Regions from separate parts of the Mus musculus genome. Here region 2 is linked to region 1. Evidence: chromatin loops called from intact Hi-C (ENCODE). Cell type or tissue: heart. All regions are shown on one strand. Each heading gives the region's core, and the rest is flanking DNA. Links, peaks and the distances in the headings are about the cores only. Region 1 has its middle 86 kb from the start of Vav3. Region 2 has its middle 31 kb from the start of Vav3.

Region 1 (11,370 bases), core at 1,560-9,559:
GTGGCTGCCCTTGCATTTGGAGCGTAGATATTCAGAATTGTGAGTTCCTCTTCGAGGATTTTACCTTTGATGAGTATGAAGTGTCCCTCCTTGTCTTTTTTGATAACTTTGGGTTGGAAGTCGATTTTATCCGATATTAAAATGGCTACTCCAGCTTGTTTCTTCAGACCATTTGCTTGGAAAATTGTTTTCCAGCCTTTCACTCTGAGGTAGTGTCTGTCTTTTTCCCTGAGATGGGTTTCCTGTAAGCAGCAGAATGTTGGGTCCTGTCTGTGTAGCCAGTCTGTTAGTCTATGTCTTTTTATTGGGGAGTTGAGACCATTGATATTAAGAGATATTAAGGAAAAGTAATTGTTGCTTTCTGTTATTTTTGTTGTTAAAGTTGGCATTCTGTTCTTGTGGCTGTCTTCTTTTAGTTTTGTTGAGGGATTATCTTCTTGTTTTTTCTAGGGCGTGGTTCCCGTCCTTGTATTGGTTTTTTTCTGTTATTATCCTTTGAAGGGCTGGATTCGTGGAAAGATAATGTGTGAGTTTGGTTTTGTCGTGGAATACTTTGGTTTCTCCATCTATGGTAATTGAGAGTTTGGCTGGGTATAGTAGCCTGGGCTGGAATTTGTGTTCTCTTAGTGTCTGTATAACATCTGTCCAGGCTCTTCTGGCTTTCATAGTCTCTGGTGAAAAATCTGGTGTAATTCTGATAGGCTTGCCTTTATATGTTACTTGACCTTTTTCCCTTACTGCTTTTAGTATTCTATCTTTATTTAGTGCATTTGATGTTCTGATTATTATGTGTCAGGAGGAATTTCTTTTCTGGTCCAGTCTATTTGGAGTTCTGTAGGCTTCTTGTATGTTCATGGGCATCTCTTTCTTTAGATTTGGGAAGTTTTCTTCAATAATTTTGTTGAAGATGTTTGCTGGTCCTTTGAGTTGAAAATCTTCATTCTCATCCACTCCTATTATGCGTAGGTTTGGTCTTCTCATTGTGTCCTGGATTTCCTGGATGTTTTGAGTTAGGATCTTTTTGCATTTTCCATTTTCTTTGATTGTTGTGCCGATGTTCTCTATGGAATCTTCTGCACCTGAGATTCTCTCTTCCATCTCTTGTATTCTGTTGCTGATGCTGGCATCTATGGTTCCATATTTCTTTCCTAGGGTTTCTATCTCCAGCGTTGCCTCACTTTGGGTTTTCTTTATTGTGTCTACTTCCCTTTTTATGTCTAGTATGGTTTTGTTCATTTCCATCACCTGTTTGGATGTGTTTTCCTGTTTTTCTATAAGGACTTCTACCTGTTTGGTTGTGTTTTCCTTTTTTCTTTAAGGACTTGTAACTCTTTAGCAGTGTTCTCCTGTATTTCTTTAAGTGAGTTATTAAATTCCTTCTTCATGTCCTCTACCATCATCATGAGAAATGCTTTTAAATCCAGGTCTACCTTTTCAGGTGTGTTAGGATGCCCTGGACTGGGCGAAGTGGGAGTGCTGGGTTCTGATGATGGTGAGTGGTCTTGGTTCCTGTTAGTAGGATTCTTACGTTTACCTTTTGCCATCTGGCAATCTCTGGAGTTAGTTGTTATAGTTGTCTTTGTTTAGAGATTGTTCCTCTGTTGATTTTGTTACCCTCTATCAGCAGACGTGGGAGACTAGCTCTCTCCTCTGAGTTTCAGTGGTCAGAGCAGTCTCTGCAGGCAAGCTCTCCTCTTTCAGGGAAGGTGTACAGTTATCTGGTGTTTGGACCTCCTCCTGGCTGAAGGTGAAGGCCCAAAACAGGATCTTTCCCAGAAGCTGTGTTGCTTTGGCCAGGAAGGTGCTGGTTGTCTGGAGCCGAAGATGGCGCCGCCTCAGAAGCTCTCTGGCTCTCGCCTTTCCCAGAAACGGCTGGCCTCTGTTTTCCACACCTTCACCCGTGCAGCCTGCCCTCCACGGAGTCCTGGAGCCAAGGAGGCTCCCGCCGGGGCCTGAGGCACAAACCTCTCGGGCCGGGCAGACCCCTGTGCTCTCACCAGGAAGGTGGCCTGTTGTCTGGAGCCAAAGATGGCGCCTCCTCAGAAGCTCTGTGGCTCTCGCCTGTCCCAGAAACGGCTGGCCTCTGTATTCCACACCGTCACCCCTGTGCACTCACCAGGAAGGTGGCCGGTTGTCCTGACCTCCTTCTTGCTAATAGATGTATCCTATTGAAGCCTTGCTCCTTCTAGAGACAACTTGGGTTCCCTGGATTGATCTGTGGAGATCAGACCCTAGGTGGAGAGCTATGATTACCAACCACATGTCTTCCTCTCTCTCCATTTACAGCTCTCTCTCTCTTTCTGAGCTCTACCAGGTTTTCTGGAAGCTCAGTATGCTGTGTCTCCAGTCAGTTTGCCTGGATTTATCACTATAATCCTCCCGAGGAATGGCTGGGAAGGCCTGGGAAGGTATGTACGTCCCTTATTTTTTGAAGCTGCCCTGGAATCAAGCACACATAAATGCTCAACTGTTGTACTAAAAGTGTTGTTTCATATACCCTCTGAACCCTGTCTTTCTTCTTTCTTTTCCCTGCTGTTTTTCGCTTGTCCATTTGTTCTTTTGAGATAGGGACTCACGTAGCCCAAGCTGGACCCAAAATCAGTTAACTAAGCTGGACCTAGAACTGTTGGTCCTCACGCCTGTACCTCTGACAGGAGTGCACTACCACACCCAGTTTTATACCATGCTGCAGATCCAATCTAGGGTTTCAAGTGCATTAGACAATCACTTCATCAACTGAACCATACCCCAGCCTCTGATTTTTCATCAAGTGGCTCAGCCATGGACAGTGAAAGAGCTTCAGAAGTGGTAGGACATTCAGGGAACAAGGATGGCTGAAAGCACTTCCACCGTTCTCTTCCTTGTGAAGGCACTGAGTACCTCTTGATTGGCAGGAGGACCCTTGCTGTAATAAAACACAAGAGAATAGACAGAGCTGTCTACACATATCTCTGATTTGAAGTTTATATAATTTACTCCGGGGCTCCACCCACTCTAGGCATGGGAGGGGATTGCTCGCTGAAGGCATCCCGCCAGGCTAAGACACTACCATGGTTGCAGAGGAAGTTGGTAGACCTTTTGCCATGGCAACACATCTTTTGCACTTTCTGGGTGCAATGAAGATGGGCAGAGTCAAGTTTCTCTGGCTTACAAACAATAACCAAAGTTTTCCTACAGGCAGTGTTTGCCTAGTTTAGGGTGAGGATCAGCCTCCTGCCTGTTGAAAGAGGCAGAGCCCTGCTGTAACCCCAACATTTCAAACATGTTTTTGCTTGAAAAGATAGTCACCGCCTGCGGCTGTCCACTGCAGCCTCTCTTGCACGTGCTTCTCTGAGGCTCTGGCATGTGTCGCTCTGCAGTCACTGGCAGCTGCTGCTCAGCGCAGGAGATTCCAGCAGGTGAGGAATGCATATTATGCAAACCATGGCAACCAGAAACACCAACATCTCCTGTACCCTGAAAACTGATGGGGTAGCTTTGGCAGCCCAGCCCATGTGATAGAGCCCAGTTCTGTAATAGAACCAGTGTAGATCCTGAAACTGTGCCAATTCACTCACCAAGAGATCAGGTGTGCTGAAGTGGTCAGAAATATTGCACCAGGGCTGACCTGGGTTTGGATCCTGGTTCTAAGCCTTGGTAATTGTTTGACCTTGAGCAAGGTCTAGGATAGCTCTGGTGTCTCTGTGTCCTCATTTGTAAAGTGGAGAAAACATCTCTCAAGTCTGTTGCAGATATTAAGGGAGCTAGGACAGTAACAGAGCCTTGTCTGCTGCAGACTAACACTTTGAGACGTGTTAGCTTGTCCGGTCAGAGTTTCCTTATTTATAAGTTAGTGTGTTCAACATTTCTAGCTCCATGGCAGACCTCTCCCAAGTGACTGGGAACATCTTTTCTGAGATGTCTCCAAAGCTCCTCTGTCCCTCTGTGTCCAGCACACAAAGGGATAAGTTGCAATTGTTCCCTAGTCAATCAATCCAGGGGCTCCCCAGTGCTCTCTGCCTTCTTGGACCCCAGCTTCTCCCTCACTGCACAGTCCCTGCTCCAGGCATCCAGGTGAGCATCTACCAAAGCAGTATAGGCCCTTCTCTCACCACCTCACCTGGCACCTCTCCAATCTGATCTCCAGGAGCCATTAACAGTGGTGCTTCCTAAGTCTTCATCATACACATACATGTTTGATGCCAAAATCCTTCAACGGCTTCCACAGACTCCTAGCATAGAGCCTAATACCCTTACCTGCTGGCTTCCTCAGATCTTTCTCTGTCTCCTCGCTCTTTTGAGTCCAGACACATTGGCTTAATTTCAGTCATTTAGCACAACTCAAGCCATCCACCCTAGGAAACCTGTGTACCTTCTGTCTTCCCATCCCCGGTTTTCTTTCTAAGCTAAGTTTGTTGTTAGGTACACTCTGATGTCTCTATATGCCTGTAGGCTAAAAGATCCAAGAGAGCAATGACTTAGGACAGCAAGCAGCCCACGGATAGGGGCTCAGGATTTCTAGAACTATGTATTGAATTGAAGTCGCACATGTGTTTAATACTTCTCTGAGCATTACCTCATTTAGCATTGATGCCAGCCTTAATGTTGTGTGACCTTGTCCCACTTTCATAGGCACATGCTAGGGAGCACAGCAGTTTGTTGCAGATCATAAAGAGGGTGAAAGGGGAAATTGAAGACTAAGCAGCCTAGCTGGAAATCAATCCCCTTCTCAAAGGTGCTTTGCCAACCTCTCCTTAGTCCTGTATTGTTCAAAACCTCTGTCAGGAGCACCCACTAGCTGCACCCAGAAATCGAACTGCTCTGAGTTACAGGCCCAGTGTGTCTGCCTTTACTATCTAACTACTGCTGTCCTCCAGATAGTTCTTCCCCATTCACGCATGTTTGCCTAAGAGAGAGAGAGAGAAAACTCTCTTGGCAAATGGAAAACTAAGCCTCTGCTCATAATTACCCAAGTGCCCAAGACATCTCGCATCTCCCTGCCCTGTCCCCACAAACACTACCCAAGCACTTCCACTTCCCCTTGTCCAAAACCCAGTAAACCACTTCAGCTTGTCAAGCAGTAAGAGGAGGGGATCTGCTCCAAAAGCGGCTGAGGAAGAAATGACGTCTGACAAGAGGCTGATGAGTCATCCTGGGAGCCCTGCAGAGTTTTCCAGAAACCCACTGTCATCACAATGGACCTGATAAGAGAGAGGCAGGGAGGTCAGTCAAGGCAGTACTAGAGTTGTGTGTTCACAAGCAGAAGAATATGGGTATGCCCTAAAAGGGGGGCGCGGGGGTTAGGGGTGTCTCTAGAGCCTGCATGAGGGTAGCCCTACTGAGTTTAGTCTCTGAAGATAAATTTCTGACTTTTGGCCTCCCAAACCATAAAATGATAACTTTGTGTAGCTTAAGCCACTAGGTAGGTGTGTGTGTGTGTGTATTTAGCAATTTGCAACACTAGCCACAGGAAACCAACACATCAGGCTTATCCTCTCTTCCCACTCCATAATCTTTCCATTACCTGAAGCCAACAGGAAGCCAACTGGCTGAGAAGCAAGAGAAGGATCCAGGCAAGTGCGCTCTGCCCTCTGGGACCCCTTTAGTGTGCTGTTGAATCTAGCATGTTCACATTTACAAAGCCCATTTTTCTCAGTCCTATTTTCAAATCCTTTATAGTGTACACACATCTTTTTCCTACGTGTATTCTGATTTAAGTGTGTTTGGGGAGCGGGAAAGAATGACAAATTAAAACCATTTACAGCAACAGGAACATGTGTACAACACTCACTCTCTCCTGATTCATTCAAACTTCATTGCTTGCTTACGCCTTAGAACCAAGAACGGCATGTGGCCAAGAAATACTTGAATGAAATAGTCATATGATTTTATAGATTTGTTTTAATTTTTTTCCTGTTTTATTATCGTATGAATCAAAACAGGTGCCATTAGCTCATCTTTCGCAGTAACAGTGGTAATTCAAACATTCTATAAAATGAAAGCATTTCATCAAGACAAATGCCACCACACTATCACGTGTGTGGCTCCCTTCTCTGAGTCACATCCCATCAATGTGACTTGGCAGCTCATCAGATCCCATCAGCCCAGTGGTTGAAAAAAAAAAAAAAATGGGTCACTGCACCGTGACAAAAGGACAGTCGATGAACATACAAGCAATTAAGAAAAGTTTGAGCCCCAGTGGTCACAAATGCCCAGAGGAAGCTTGTCCTTGAAGTGTGTGGGTGCCAGAGGCAGCACACAGGTCACTAGCAGCCCACCAGGGACACTTTTAAGAATCCAGACAGAAGGAAGTGGCTGAAAGCCACTGCTGAGGAGGACCCGAGGACTGGGGGAGGGGTCACTTTCTGCATTTATTAGCATTTAATTGAAACATTCTGCAGTCTTCTGTCCCAGGACCTTTGCAAAAAGTGGGAAGGGATCTCAACAGAAAAACTCAACAAGTATTCACTAATGAAATTTTATTTTTGCATACTTGTTATGGGAGTAGGTAAGGCTCACATGCTGTGAAGGTAAAATTCTACCGGACATACATACACAAAATACACATGGGGAGTGGTACTCATAAGCAAGCTAGCAGAGAGCTGGTGGTTATGGGAGTTGCATGATGGACCCATAAGAACTCATGTTCTTGTCTTCTTAAAATTTTAACTATGTGTTTTTAAATTTTCCACAAAACAGGTCATGTTGGGCTGGAGAGATGGCTCAGTGGTTAAGAGCACCGCCGACTGCTCTTCTGAAGGTCATGAGTTCAAATCCCAGCAAACACATGATGGCTCACAGCCATTCATAATGAAATCTGATGCTCTCTTGTGGTGTGTCTGAAGACAGCTACAGTGTTCTTACATATAATAAATAAATAAATCTTAAAAAAAAAAAAAACAGGTCATGTTGCTCTCACTGATGGCAGGTTTTGCTCCTCCCTCTACTGTTTGCTTTACAAACTCCTCTCCAGGTTTCCTTTGTGCTCTTTGTCTGGGAAGCCAGAAACTCTGCTCTCTGTGATTTTCTGTGCTTCTATGAAAAGTGGATGCCTGGTCTCTGAGAGGAAGGGTGGTAGCATCCAGGCTGAGGCCTGGGAAACTAGGGGTTGCTGAAGGAGAGAGAAAATCTACAAAGTATCCCCCTCCACTGAAACATGGTACTGGGTCCACTTCATGGGGTCAGCTCACCTGCACTAGATGGCTCCTGGCCCCCAAAGGGTACCCAGACCCTAAAGCAGCAGACTCTAACACAGCATCACTCCAAGTAGCATCAGCTGAACACCCAGCTGAAGCCACAGCACAGGGCTCAGCTCAGGGAAAATCAGGCTGAAGATACAATAGCCTCTGAGTGCCATCTTCCTGAGCTAAAGTATAAATATCTCTAAAGATGGAAGACTATTGACTGACTTGGGTATAAATGGGTCATTTCAACAACTTTAACTAAATGAAGAAGCCAGAGATCCACAGCCAAACACCAGGCAGAGCTTGGGAGTCATGCAGAAGAGTAGGGGATAGGATTAAGTAGCTGGAGGGTTCAAAGACACCACAAGATAACAGAGTCAACTTACCTGGGCCCATGAGCCACCAGCCAAAGAACATGGCTGGACCTAGGCCCCCTACACATCTGTAGCAGATGTGCAGCTTGGTCTTCATGTGGGTCTCCTAACAATTGGATCAGGAGGGTTGCCTGCTACTGGATACCCTCCCCCTAGCTGGCCTGCCTACTCGGGCTTCAGTGGGGTAAGATGTGCATAGTTTTTCTGCGACTTGATATTCCAGGGCAGGGTGGTACCCAAGAGGAGCTTCCTCTTCTCTGAGGGGGTAACTTGGGGGGAGGGGTTATAAGGGTGAGATTAGGAGGAGAGGAAGGAGGGGGCTACAACTGGGATATAAAGTGAGTGAATACTTTAAATATATAAATACATACATGCATACATACATGCATGCAGAGAGAGAGAGAGAGATGAAAAAGACAAATTCTACAAGCACTGTTGCTCAGCACTGCCTCTCTCTGCCTTGGAGAGCAGATAAAATGGAGATCTTATGTGGTTACTTTCTTCTTAGAGCCAGTTTTTAACGAGCAAAGCAAAGCTGTGCTTTCTATAGAATAGCAAGACCATCAAGATATGTGCTGTTAATGGGCTGTTTTTCAGCACTCATAAAGATACATCAATAAAGTGGAGCACAGTGAGAAAGAGAAATGCCCTGTTCCCTCTTTGAAACACTGAAAATCACAAGGCCCTTTAGCCTGATTACATTACAGTGGGGGAGGGGAGTTGTGAGGAAGTAAGTTGGATGCTCTGGGCTGTGCTATGCCTTATCCTCCTGAAGCCCTGCCTCCTCCCACTTCTTTTCCTTCTTAACAGCTGACCCAAAGGGCCTAAACTTAGCAAGGGCGAGGTGTAGGAAACTAGATAGTGCATTCTCCAGTTGGATAGGAAGTACTGGGCTCAATGTGTTTAAGGTTAAGATTAATTCCATACTTCCTCTGAATCTATTTTAAAAACACAGCAAAGGATGGCATATGTTGTCTTCTAACAAAAATGACACATGATCAAAGGGTAAACATGAGCTGCGTGTCAGACCTCTGACTCCTGCCCTCGACCCGTGCCTACGGAATCAGGAAAGGTATTTTACCATCTCCGTTAAAATGCGGTTGCTTCTGTTTATTGAGAGACTTCTGTAGTGAGGCAGCCAGAGGAATCACGGATCGAGCATGGCCGAACTGAGAGGAGTCAGGACATAGGAAAAGCCCAGGAGCTCTGTTGCTAAATGTCTCTCACTGCAAAGGAGACTATGAGCTACAAGTCTGAACCTTGATGCCTGAAACCAGAACTCTACCTGCTGCCTGGGTGGGAGAATCAAGTTTTCTCATTTTCAGTGACCATCCTCATTAATGTTGGCTGGTTATCATTCCCTGGGCTCTGCAAACAGGAGCTTCCATTCTATAGACCCACTCATTAGGACTGATTTAATTGAATTGAAGAAGAAAAAGTACTGGCTGCCAGGAAGCCAGGATTGAGACTCCTGGAGATCCTAGTTTCCTGGTGAATTCCAAGTGTGGCTTTCTCTAGCAGCAAGGTACAGACGATGAATTAACACAGTCCCTGCATCACTCTGTGTCTCTTCCAGTGTCCCCAACCATCTTCCACACATCACCTCAAAGAAGGTTGATGTCTCCCTAAGCTATTGTCCCTTTGAGGTTTGTTTGGATGCTGGTTTGATGATCCACAGGCATGGGAGAAGTTGAAACTAACTCATAATCTCTTGTGTATAGAGAAAATCATCTCAGAGGTTCACAGGTCACAGAGCCTAACAATTCTACATTCTAATTGGTACCCCGGGAGTTCTTTTAAGCAGGATGGTGGGGGGATGGCAGCATCTGGGTAGAAAGCAGTATGTCTTTGAACTGGGTACAACAGTTAAAGCCATTCCTGGTCATGCCTTTTCTCACTGTTCAGATACTTCTAGTATTCTTAAACCAAGTTGGGCTTTCTGCTCTGAGCACCAAGGATGTTAATCTCAAGTGCTGAGAAAGACCCCAAAGATCTACTCTTGGGGAGATTAGGACCCAGTAGAGGGAGGTGGGCCATGGCCATGAAACCGAGTGACTAGAATTAAAGTGTCATAAAGAAAGTAAAGAAGGCAACACATTTCACAACTTCCAGGAAGATCTATTGGACCAGATATAGAAGGAAGACTAAGACCATGCAGGACCATGAATGTTCCTGGTGGGGAACAAATTCAAAGGCTATGAGGCAATAGCAAGCATGGCAAGTCTAAGAAACAACAAGGAGGTCAGAGGGTGGGCACACAGAGAGCACTGAGGACCGGCTGTCAGACCCAGGCAGGGCCAAACTCTGCAGGGCCTCCTGGTGCAAAGCTGGACTCATTCTGGTGTCTTGGGTTTGATATTGTCCTCCACGTGCTGGAGGAACAATGGTGGGCAGAAGGCCTTAAGCAGGAGATGGCATGCTCTCACTCTAAGGGGGAGGGAGGGGAGCCAAAGTTATGAGAGAGCAGTTGACAAATGATTGTGGCACAGCAAAGATGTTAATGAGTGACAGCCCTCCTGTGTCTTGCTCATGCTCCAAGCACTGTACCGAGCTCTCTGTAGGCAGGACTTCATTCATTTTCCCTAATACACCTTTAAGAAGTTGAGACTAAATGGCCACAAAGGGTAGAACAGGCAACCAGAGGAATTCACCACTGTGGAACTTCTGCAATGAAGTCTACATAAGTAAGGGATGGAGCCATTTAACACAATGAGACACTTCCTTTTCATGTATCTCTATGCTTCTGAGGCAGTCCTAGAATTGAAATGATTTGTTCCGGCAGTTCTGGTTTAATTTTCTATTTTATTATGAGGGTATGTGAAGGAGGTTTTAGGGGCAAACACCAATGGGAAATGTGAAGTAGCAAAGGGGGAGGGGGAGAATGCTCCTGTTGCCTCTCCTCTTAGTTAGGGTTTCTATGGCTGAGATAAAACACCAGGACCAAAGCAGAATGGGGAGGAAAGCATTGATTTGGCTTGCATACCCTGAGTCACAGTCCACTTAGGGACTCCAAAGCAGGAACTCAATCAGGGCAAGAACTTGGAGACAGAAGCCAATCCAGAGCCATGGAGTAGTGTTCTTACTGACTTGCTACCTCGTGGTTTGCTCAGCCTGCTTTCTTATAGCATCCAAGGTCATCCATCCAGTGAGCTGGGCCCTTCCATTAATTATCAACCAAAATAATACAACACAGCCTTTGCCCACAGGCAAGTTTCTCAGCTGAGCTTCCCTCTTGCAAAATGACTCTAGTTTGTATTGTTGACCTAGAACTTGCCAGTACACTTGACATAACAAAGCAATACACCATTGTTTCAATAACTTCCTTTTTTGTTCACCTCTAAGATTTCATATTAATAAATGTCACAAATAGAAAACACATTACAGATTTTAAAATCCTATAGTCTTTACAAATTCAAATACTTTAAAACTTCAGGCACTAAAAATCCAAAGACTCTATAAATAAACTCCAAACCTTCCAAAGCCTTTGAGTTGGGGGACTTGGGAGAAAAAGAATCTTGTCCCTAGGGGAGAGCTGGGTTTCAATAGGGTAAGGAAGAGGAACAAATGATCTGTGACCAACAAGAGTGGGAGAGGGTGGGTCTCGTGAATGGGGATTCCAGAGGACCTGCTGAAATGGCTGGCAGAGAGCTCAGAAGTGGGAGGATGAGTCAGGCATGGAAATGAAGGAAACAATCTGGGAGTGAGAGTCCACAGAAGGATGTGAGCTCACTTGGCTTTCATTTGGGGGTTGGGGGGAAGTGGCCAAGTATGGCAGGGATGGAAAGCAGGAAACTAAGCAGGCTTAAGGATCCAGACAGGACTTGAGCCTGGAA
Region 2 (11,370 bases), core at 1,213-9,212, 56 kb before region 1:
CCAGATACATCCTCATCTCTCTATGCCCCCCTATTTTGTGTCTTCTTTCTTTTAATTCAATAATCCATGGACTCCATAGGTGTGGGTGTGGAGCCATCCATTGAAGTATGGTTGACCTTCCAGGAGCAACATCCTTAAAAACAAACAAACAAACAAACACACAAAACAAAAACGACTGTCCGTAATTCTGTAGCTAGTAGTGGACCCTGGAGAACACATTCCTCCTCCGTGCTAGAATGTTGGCTGGCTTGCTCTTATGCAGGCAACCACAACAGCTGTGCGTTGGTGAACTGTGGACCAAGAGTGGACACGGAAGCCGTCCATACCTACGTGTTCAAAAGTCACGATTTAGACGAATAGTCTGATACAATATGCTCCGAGCTTTCACCTTGAAATACTTTTCACGACTAACAATGCAAATTAGAAACGGGAGGGGTTTCTTGTCAGAATGTGGAAGTTCAGGATGATCCAGCCTGGTCCTGATCCTGACCCACATCTACTTTGCCCCATAAGTCTGGCCTCTCCCACACCACAGGAGCCTCACTCCTGCGTAGATTAACTCAGTTCATCCTATGAGTTTATACTCAAAAGCTGCCCACAGCCATCTCTAAATCCCAAGGATGGACACCCCCGTACTTTATTAGTCCTCAAGAAGAGAAGAAGGTGAGGGAGAGACCCATGATGGTCTAGTTGATAAGTATGGAAGAGTCTTATCAGTGCCTTGAGCTCTGGAAGTGTAGGGGGGAGGATCCAGACCCCACGTGAGCCAACTCCTTGGGGCTATGGCCTCTCTGCCCTCATGTCTGTGTTGATGTGGGAGTAGGGGTACTGGTGGAGAGACCAAGGTAGCTCCCAAGGTAGCACCTGCCCATCACAGGGGACATTCTACTTGGATCTGAAGGAAAACCTGACAGAATCTTTGTCTTTGTGAAGAATTTTAACAAGCTCATCTGAAATGGAAGTCAAGACCCTGAACGACCAGCATTTAGGGAGGGAAGACATAAAAGACAGAGCGTGACTATGCTGAGGACAGAGCCAAGACGTGAGATCAACGGCAAGGTCACATGGAGCGACCCAGGAAATGCTTATTGGAAAGAGGCCTTTGCACTAAAGTGGAGCTCTGGTTTGGGGTCTGAACCTAGGTGACTTAAGGTCATCTTAGATTGATTTAGATAGAGTGGACTAAGGAGAAATAAGCTTTCCAGAACTTTCACAAGTCCCTAAGAGGTCTCTAGGTCTCTAGACTGTCACAGGCTATGAAATGTTAGATAGCCATAGCTAGTGCTGACCTCAGGAGGAGACTAGGTCCTGTGAATGTGCTCTCTCTCTCTCTCTCTCTCTCTCTCTCTCTCTCTCTCTCACACACACACACACACACACACACACACACGAACACACATACATATGTGTGTAACTTCTATAGAAAACCCTATGTTTCAATAAAGAAACCTGAATGCTTTTTTTTTTAATTTGGCAAATATAAATATTCAATAATATAATGCTATACAGTGAATACATTTTTCAATGAGTGACAAAGTAAACACATTTTAAAAGTTTATATATCAGCCAGAGGTTATAAAAGCCAAAATCAGAGATTAAAAACAGGACCCTGAATTCCTTGGCAAGGTAGTAACTCCTTAAACTAACTCTCTCTCCTCTCCTTTTAGGACACTAAAACTTTTCCAGCTGAAGCTAAGGGTTTACAAGAGGTTTCATAACATGGTTGTTCAGATCGAACTCTGAGATAAAGACCATCTGCATTTTTACATAATAAAATATGTCTCTGCAGCACTTTGGGGAGGGAACAGCACTCTTTCCTTCCCTAGAGCAGAACAATCACAAAGGAAAAGGTTGGCTTTGCCACAATATATTGTTCTTTTATTCAATTGAGCATTGTGTGTTAGCTCTAACAACCATGACCTTGAAAACACGGACAGGCAGGGTCTGTCTCCACTATATTTGCATTCTCTAACCACAGTTCCTTAAGGAGTTAATAAATACTACTTACTGACTGCAATTTGTTTTTTGAAACAAGTAAAGGAAGCATCAAGCTCTTTATAGACAATTCGCCTTTTCAGCTCCAAGTACCATTGTCAGTAGCTTTAGGTGCAGGGTCAATCGCCTTGGATCCTTCTTGACTAGAATGAGAGGATATCAGCTCTCTTTTGCCTAAACTACTTTCTCTCATGGTCATTGCAATCTACCAAGCATCAGCCATGTGAAAAGGCTTATGTAAAGGACGGAAGATACCCCCAAAGCATGATTATAAACAAAAGCATGTTAGAATAGAGCTAGATTGATATTATCATAGGAGCACGGAGGCAAGGAAAGACCTACTGTCTGGGTGGGAACAAGGAGAAAGCAGCCGGGCAGAAGGTCACCAGGGAGAAAGAGTAGATGGAAGAGTGTGAAGGAATAAAAAGAGCACATATTAAAATTTTTGATATCAAGCTCAGTATAGCTGTCCCCTGAGAGGCTCTGTCAGAGCCGGACCAATACAGATGCGGATGTACACAACCAAACACTGGACTGACTGCGGGGACCCCAATGGCGAAGTTAGGGCAAGGACTGTAGGAGCTGAAGGAAGAACAATAATATCAATCAACCAGACCCTCCAGAGCTCCCAGGCACTAAGCCGTCAGCTAAAGAGTACACATGGAGGGACCCATGGCTCCAGCTGCATATGTAGCAGAGGATGGTCTTATCTGACATCACTGGGAGGGGAGGCCCTTGGTCCTGTGAAGGCTCAATGACCCAGGGTAGGGGAACGCTAGGTCGCTGAGACAGGAGTGGGTGGGCAGGTAAGGGAGCACCCTCATAGAGGCAGAAAGAGGGAGGAGGGGATCGGGGGTTTGTGGAGAGGAAACTGGGAAGGGAGATGGCATTTGAAATGTAAATAAATAAAATAACCAATAACCAATAAAAACTCTGATATCCATGACCACACACACGCACCAGTAAATTTTATAGATCAAAACACTGCATAAAGTGAAAGGAGTTTTTAGGAAAATAAGTCGCTGGAAATAGACAGGAGCACACTGTACAGGTCTGGGAGGCATCCCGGGCGCTCGAGTAAACTGTCCTCAAAGCTTATGCCTGAAGGGGAAGACATCTTCTACGGAGGTTCTGCTGTCTCACTAAGGAAACCCACGGCGATTCATCCTGAGCTGTCAATTTGACTGATTTCCAATCTCCTGGGAGATGCACCTGGAGGTGTGTCTGGGACAGGATCTCCAAGGAACCTGGGAGGGAAGAATGTGGGACGCACCACTTCAGGAAAAGACAAAAGAAGGGAAAGCCAAGCAGGCAGCAGCATTCATCTCTGCTTTTGTGACCACAGACAGTGTCCCCAGCAACTTCGCACTTCTGCCTCCCTGCTTGCCAGACAAAAGTGAGTGTACCCTCAAACTGACTCCACACAAGCCCTGTTCCTCAGCTTGTGTCTGTCTGTCCTGTGCTTCTGTCACACCAATGGGAGACACAATCGATTCTGTAGTTGAATTCAGAGTGTACTAAATCCCATTTCTGAATGAAAATTCTAGAAAATTCCACAGCTACCTCAGAGATAATGCATACAAGACTTGGCTCTCCTTAGTTTCTACGAGGAAGAGAGTTGGGCAAGCCACTCTGTTTTTTAAAATAAAAATAAAAATCCTTTTTTTTTTTTGTAACTAATATAGGTAAATATGTGTAAATAGGAGATCTGTTGAAACAGAGGTAGAGAGACTTCAGGCCAGGCAGTTGCTGAGCAGTTTCTTAGGATAAGACCACACTAGCCCAGGGCACAATGACTAAGGCAAACATTGAGGAAGTGCGTGGGCAGTTGTGAATGGTACAGAGGTAAAGCATGAACCTGAGGCTTACACGGCTCTCTAAGCTAACAAGATCCATAAAAACCCCTCTGGGGGCAAACCTGGAATACACAGGTTTCCACATGCCCCTGGCTTGTTGTGCTCAGAGCACAACACAGCTACACAGCTGCCCTCCAACAGCAGTGTTCAAACAGTCATCTGGCCTGTTAAGACGTAGATGTTAAAACATACCTTATTAGCAAGTGTTGCCTTTAGAGTAGGCTTTGTATTGTCACTCCTGGCCATGGGGCAACTAAATGGAAAAGAAGACATAATGGTGGGGAAGCTGACGGAGGCTACTCTGCCTCCCATTTGTTACTGTAGCTTGTGAGGCATTATTCTGCCCCATCCACCCCTGTGCCTTTTTTTTTTTTTTTTTTTGGCTCCAACTGGTAAGAAGGACACATGCTCCACTACGTTCGTAGCAGCCTTATTTATAATAGTCAGAAGATGGAAAGAACCCAGATATCCCTCAATAGAGGAATGGATACAGAAAATGTGGTACATTTACACAATGGAGTACTATGCAGCTATTAAAAGCAATGAATTTATGAAATTCTTAGGCAAATGGATGGAGCTGGAGGATATTATCCTGAGTGAGGTAACCCAATCACAAAAGAAAGCACATGATATGCACTCATTTCTCCCCTTCTAATGACTCCTTTCAGCATATCCCAGGCCCACAGTATACATGTCAGGAGGAGAGTCTGTGTAGGTATCCTGCCCAGGGTGTATGTGTGTGTCAAGTGAGAGTCCTTTCCTAAAAATGATTTTGTGGAATGGCAGAACAAAAAGGAAATGGTTATAGTCTCTGTTTCTGCCCCCCCCCTTCACTCCCTCTTCTGCTCCTTCCCTCTGTCTTCTTTTGCCTTAAGGCTTAGTTTCCATCATTGGCAGCCAAGCAATCCTAAATGATACATTGCAATTAGACAATTATTGGCTCTAGTTTAATGATCCATGGGGTACTCACAAGGGAACTACAGACAAGAGAACATTGGGCAGGAACACTCGGTTTATTGCTTCATAGAGAGATCACTAAAAATTTACTAATAACTTCAAACTGGCTTGAGGTGATGAGAAAAGAGATGGCAGAGATTGGATGTGAGTGAAAAATTCTACAAGCATGGGCCAATGGACACTGTGCCTGGCCACTACTCCCGGTGTGAGAAACAAGGCTCACCAGTCATGTGAATGAGGGGAGTGTCATGGATTAGTTATGTCACCATCAGGACGACTCAGGGAGGGGCAAAATAAGAAGGTAGAGTTCATGGGCTAAGGTGTCCTTTAGGAAGTATTCAGGCCAGTGTCAAATGGATGATGCAGAACAGGGGCCAACAGCCACAACAAGGAAGGCAGGGTAGTTTTGCCACAGCAGGACCTGAGGGTGACTTATTCAGTCACTGCAGGAGCCTCCCTGCATTTCTGACCTGGTATCCCAGCTGGCACTGCTCCCAGAGAAAAGGGGAGGGTTCCTGAGGCAGCCAGGAGCCTTAGAGGGTGGGCGTTTCCCTTGGCTGGAGAGAGACTCATCTCCTGACTCTTCAGGCTCCTCAGCTTCCCATTCAGAGGCAGGAGCTCCTAGGTGCTTTGCATTCTGGAGCAGCTAGGACAGATAGCTCAGTGGGCCTGGGATTTAAGTCTCATTTCCTTTAGCTCAGCTGTGGCGCACACGTGCCATTTCCCAGGGTTGCCGTGAGGATACATGAGATGGTGCAGATAATGCGTTTAGTAGAGTCATACTTACTGAAAGCTCAACCGGTCAACAAAGAGAACGCGCCAGCTGACATGTTCAAGGATGGGACAGAGAGCAGTTCCAGCCCCTGAGCTCTCCAAGTCCTATCCAACACATGTTTTTGTTTTAAAGCCTTAGGGTCTGTTGCTAAGCTGTGCACTCGTTGGATCCATGGCGTGGCCCTAGAAGACTCCTACTGCAGGTGGAAGGGTCAGTAAGGTTTTGCCTCTTGCTTCTAGAAGGGGGTGGGGAGCACCTGGCAGCCCAGGGGCAGCTGATTCATACAAATGGTATTTGGATAAGGTGGAGGGAGTCATAAAGGAGCCTGGCCCCTGCCTCCCGGAAACTGGCTCCTCTCTCATTCATCCCAGCTGCCATCTTTCATCACCGGCCTCCCCCAGATGTGGCAGCCAGCTAACTCATTCTCACAGAATCCCCTCCCACACCGGGAACATGTTGAGACTTCGCTGCTTGCTCAGAGCCCTCCTAGGAGCGCAGCATGGTCCATTTGTGAGAAGCCGAGAACCGCAGCACTGATGCACGGGTGGGACGAGGATTAATATTTGTTTTCTCATGCAGCCAAAGAAGTGAGTTTGTTACTTAGGTAGTTTGGTGTTTGTGGTAAGAGACTAAGCTTGAGTGTAGAGAAGGCTAGAATCCATGTTCACAAACTAAAGCCAAAAGTTACCACAGCTAGCAGTGCTGGACCAGAGAACCCTCCACTTGGACAGTTGCTTCTAATGAGTCACAGTCAAGACAGTGTTGTCTCCCACATCAACCAAGGCAACATTAGACACAGCGGCAATTAACTGGTCTCATTTGAAGCCAGAATATAACCTAAGGGAGAAATTACAGTTCGTTTGGATAGCTGCACTTCATTGTTTAAAACATAAAAATTCCTAAATGTGCTTTTTTAGAATGCTCCCATCCAGTTGTTTTTACATCAACAAAAAGCCTCATTGGAAACAAAGCTGGAAGTTACCCTGCCGTGGCAAATTGAAGATGACTGGTGGGAAGTTAGCTAAGATCCTGCCTCCCTCTGCAAAGGTCCCGAAAGGAACCTGGGTGTTCCTTTCCAGTGGCTTTATACACAAAACTTTTTGGGAACAAAACCCATCTTGGGTGCACAGATAAGAAAACAAGGCGACTGTTTTCTAAGAGTCTCACATCCAGCCTGAGTACTTATCAAACAGGAAGCTTTCAGAGGCTACTATCACAGGGCCAGCTGTTGTAGGGGCTTGGAATCAGATGTCCCTCACTTGTTTGCAGCCATCACATGATAGAGCTAGAAGGACATTGTTCCTAATAAAGAAATTTTCAAATTTATATTACTGTCTTTAGATCCACGGTGTCTGACACATAACAGGTATAGCACACAATAAATGTTTGCTTTTAAACGTCGCCATTTTCTCTTTGTGAAAGACACACTTGAATTTAACTTCTAGTGGATCCCATCTCAAACTACTCAATATAAAGTATTCTACCTTGGTAGTTCTCGCTCCAGAATTCTAGGAGTAGGACTGTAGTACAAAAGAGCGATTATAGAGCAGAAAAGTAAACTTTTTTGATTGAGCTAGTGGGAGAAAATCAACATTGTTTGAAATTTGTATTGCTGTTTGGTGGTCGTGGGGTTCTTCACAGCTTTTTAATATTCCCTAACTCAAAGATGGTAAAGTATGAAAGACAGACAACATACCGACTCACAAAGGGTGCGACCTTTGTGGGGAGATGCCCCTGGTCTCAGTGGCTAGCCACCAGCCAGAGAAACCTGAGTGCTAGGCCTTTAGGTATTGCTCCATCCCACCGTGCCTTCACACTTCGGATGGAAACACAGGTATCAGAGATTCTCAGTGCCTCGTTCTTTTCTGTCGCCTCATAACTCTGTGGATGGAAATTTTATTACCCCATTTCACAGCTGTGATAACTGGCTCAGAGGGGTGAAGCAATTTGTATAATATCACAGAGGTGCTGATCAGCAGCTCTGAGTCCCAACCGGCTTCTCTGGGCTCTTGGATAACTAATGTGTGTTTTCTAGTAAAAAATCTTAGCCTCTTGTAAAAGTCCAAGAAGCTTCGTAACTAAGAGAGGTAATGGCCTGCACAGTTTGTACTTCTGATACAAACCAAACCACGGCTGAAAGAGACAAAGCCGGAGCCAAAAACAATGATTCACTGCCTACCTTGTGAAAGACACTAGTAATTCTGGGTCAAAGTCTAATGAACGGATGTGCGCATAGCAATTAGCTGTGCGGGCACCCTGGCTAGCAATCTTGGCAGAACAGCTCTGATTGTCATAGTAACTGGACTCTTCTCTGCCCTGCAGGAGAATTCCACGTGGCTGATGCAGGATAGAGCAGCCTATCAAGGGCTCCCCTTTCTCCCTGAAGCTGGAATTCTGCCCCTTAACACTTCCTGCAAGAAATAATTCAGGGAGGGTCAGATGGGATGACAAATACAGGGACATCACTGGTCAATCATTTCAACCACTGTGAAATGTCTGATAACAGCTCACAATGCCAAAAACGGTGAGGAAGTTGACTCAGCCAGTCAAGTGTTTGCCATATATGAGGACCTGAGTTCGAGCCCCCAGAACCCATGTAAGACCACATACTTATGGGAGGTGGAAATAGGCAGGTCCCTGGGGCTTACTGGCCAACCAGCTTAGCCAAAACAGCAAGCTCAGGGTTCAGTACAAGACTCTGTATCAAATTAAAAAAAAAAAAAGTAGGTGGTGATTGAAAACAACTGACATTCACCTCAAATTTCCATATCCATGTTCACACACATGCATATACATACCTACATGTACACACGCACACACACACACACACCTTAAAACGGACCAGGTAAAATCAACTCTGTTCATTTCCTTCTCTCCACTAAGAAGACTCATCACTTATAACCAAGGAGAGTAATATCAGTGAAACCTCCAACACGTCCCATTACTACACTGCTTCAGTTCAAAACCTTAAAGAACGGGACAAAGCATTATTACCCTAATTAGCAGTCTCCTTGAGTCACCTACTGTATATATATGTCTAAGAAGACAAGAGGTAGGAAACAAAAATTGACAGAATGACTAATACAAGCTGAGCATTTTATTTCAATCGCACAACTCTAAGCTCTATGTATCACCTCGATTTTGTAAGAAGCAAACCAGGGTTCAGAGAAAAAAACCAGCCCTCTGTCTCACAGACAGTGTGGCTTCAAAGCCAGGCCTCTCCAACTCTAAAACCTTCGGTCTTTTTGTTCTCAAAGTTCACTTGCATTTACTTTGTTCCAAATGCATCTACATTTAGAATCACTGTGTGTTACAGTCAGCATTCCATGACTATGATAAACTACCTGAGGTCATTAATTTTTTTTTTAAAAGAAAGGGTTTGAGGGATGGAGAGATGACTCAGTGGTTATGAGGAGTTGCTGTTCTTGCAGAGTTCCCAGCACCCATACAACAGATCAAAACTATTTGTAATGCCAGTTCTGGGGAAGCTGACACCCTCTTCTACTCTCCATTGTCCTAGGCAGGCACATGATGCACATGGAAGCATGCAAGCAAAATGCTCAGACACACAAAATAAAAATAAATAAACTTCCTTTTTAAATAAAGATTTATTTATTTATTTATTTATTTATTATATGTAAGTACACTGTAGCTGTCTTCAGACACCCTAGAAAAGGGAATCAGATCTCATTACAGATGGTTGTGAGTCACCATGTGGTTGCTGGGATTTGAACTCAGGACCATCGTAAGAGCAGTTAGTGCTCTTAACCACCAAGCCATCTTTCCAGCCCAAATTTCTATTTTAAAAACAGGAAAAAATTTGAGTTTGTCTCACACTTTTGGAGGTTTTATCATTGATTTGGCCTACTGCTTTGGGGTCTGTGGTAAAACAGGGGCATACGCAAAACCCACCACCTCCTGGAAAGAAAGAGAGAGGGAAGGGGGCCAAGGGTCTCAGTATTCCCTCAAGGGCATTCCCCCTGTGACCAGAAGAACTCACACTAGGCTCCACTTAAAGACTCTCCCTCAGTCTCCTCCCAATAGCACCATGGATTGGCAACCAAGCCTTTCACACAGTTGCCTGATGAGGACCCTTACCAAACCCCTAACAGCTGTCAATACATAAATTTAAAAACAAACAAACAAACTGAAGTTTACAGTGATGGGGACCCAAGTAATTAGAATCTTGAATTCAGTTCCCCCTCTCCCATCTCTATACCCTGTCAGCCACCGTCATGTTATTGATGTAGGTCAGATAAGCAAATAGTGACAAAGCGTAGGCTTTATGATAGATTGACCCTCGAGCTGCATCAAAAGGTGAGCTAGTTCACTCACTAGGTTTATCCCTAAGTTATTCCATTATGCTGCTGTAAGAGAGATGGCTGATCCAAGTTCCCTGGCATTGTGAGATTCTAAATCATTGAAGAGAGAGTCAGTGATGGTCACAATATCCGGCTTATGAAGGGGAATGTGCTGATGGATCTGCAAGAGTTCTTGGTGAAAAGCTAAATTGTTTTTAAGTTTTAAAATTTGCTTTGTGTGTGAGCTTGCAGTGGCCACATAGCAAACTCTTTTACACCATTTCCTGAGTATGTATTAACCCTCACAGTTAAGCACATTTTGTAGAAATTCCCGTTTCTTTCAGGCTCAGATACATAAATGTGGTGCTGTGAATGATGGAACAAAGTTCAAAGGCTCGACTCTCAGCTCTATCATCAGTGAAGTCAGCTTGAGTCTGTACAGAGAACCATCAGAACAAGATGGCCTCTGTGGCCCTGTAGGGGGGTATATGTTCATTTATTCAGTGAGTAGATATAAATACATGTATACAGCATACTGATCCAGTGTTTGATGAGACTATTGGCATTTTTATTAAATCACCAACACTTTATTAAGCAACATATATTAAGCACCTATAGTATTAGACAGAGGAATCGCAGAGAGAAACTGCCCTTCCCAAGGAGCTCCTGAGAGGACATTTAACATCCTCACAGCTGCAGAAAGAATCTGGCATCAGCATCTGTGAGCACGACAGTACCAAGTCTCCAGAAGTAAGTATCTAAACTTCTTCCATTACTTCAGTGGTGGTCGGGATCCACAGAGTTCTCCTTAGCCACCTCCACCCTGGACATGAGACTGACCTCCGGATTTCTCCCTTAACTGTGAAAAGCACAAATAGCTCTATCATTTCACTAACTTCTCTGGAATTGATTTTTTCTGTCTGCTGAAGTGTGCTTTCATTCATAAAACTTAATGCTGTGGTTTTTCCTCTTGTTGCTTTGAGAATACCAACCAGAACTAGTCAGTCATGGTAACCTCTCTCTCTCTCTCTCTCTCTCTCTCTCTCTCTCTCTCTCTCCCTCCCTCCCTCCCTCCCTCCCTCTCTCTCTCTCTCTCTCTCTCTCTCTCTCTCTCTCTCTCTCTCTCTCTGTGTGTGTGTGTGTGTGTGTGTGTGTGTGTGTGGCCATACAAGAAATACAATAACATTAGTATTTTTCTGTGTATATCTTCTCACAATCAGGTGTGAAACACATCACTGTGTGAATTGGAAAACCCAGGCTTCCTCTGCATAATGTTACGGTCCACATGTTGATCATTTTATTCCCAGGCAATGTGGATGGAGGCTAGGAGTCTATTCCTCTCCATCTTTATGGTTACTTTCCCATATCACCACTCTTGCAGACAGCATTGCCTTGCTGGATCCTGATGTCTCTTCTCTGTGAGCCCCTCATCAGCAGATGTTCTAGACTGGTACCTATACCAGCATCACTTGGAATCTTGTGGAAA

Evidence for each region. Hi-C counts contacts between places; a loop is a spot of excess contacts. Peaks named below come from ENCODE experiments on the same cell type or tissue, not always from the same donor. Only the 100,000 strongest peaks of a DNase experiment are listed, where the experiment ranks them.
Region 2: a loop joins it to region 1, with 2.4 times the contacts of the local background. A loop is called at or near these places in 2 of 42 quality-filtered maps.

What each region holds. Positions count from the first base shown.
Region 1 is chr3:109,248,876-109,260,245 of GRCm38, reverse strand. No RefSeq gene overlaps it. Among named protein-coding and RNA genes, the nearest start is that of Vav3, 86 kb to the left of the region's middle. In heart, for the core only: no CTCF peak of the experiment used is centred there; DNase peaks (open chromatin) are centred at 5,095, 6,075 and 8,315; H3K27ac peaks cover 2,529 bases.
Region 2 is chr3:109,304,078-109,315,447 of GRCm38, reverse strand. No RefSeq gene overlaps it. Among named protein-coding and RNA genes, the nearest start is that of Vav3, 31 kb to the left of the region's middle. In heart, for the core only: no CTCF peak of the experiment used is centred there; DNase peaks (open chromatin) are centred at 5,457, 5,967 and 7,777; H3K27ac peaks cover 495 bases.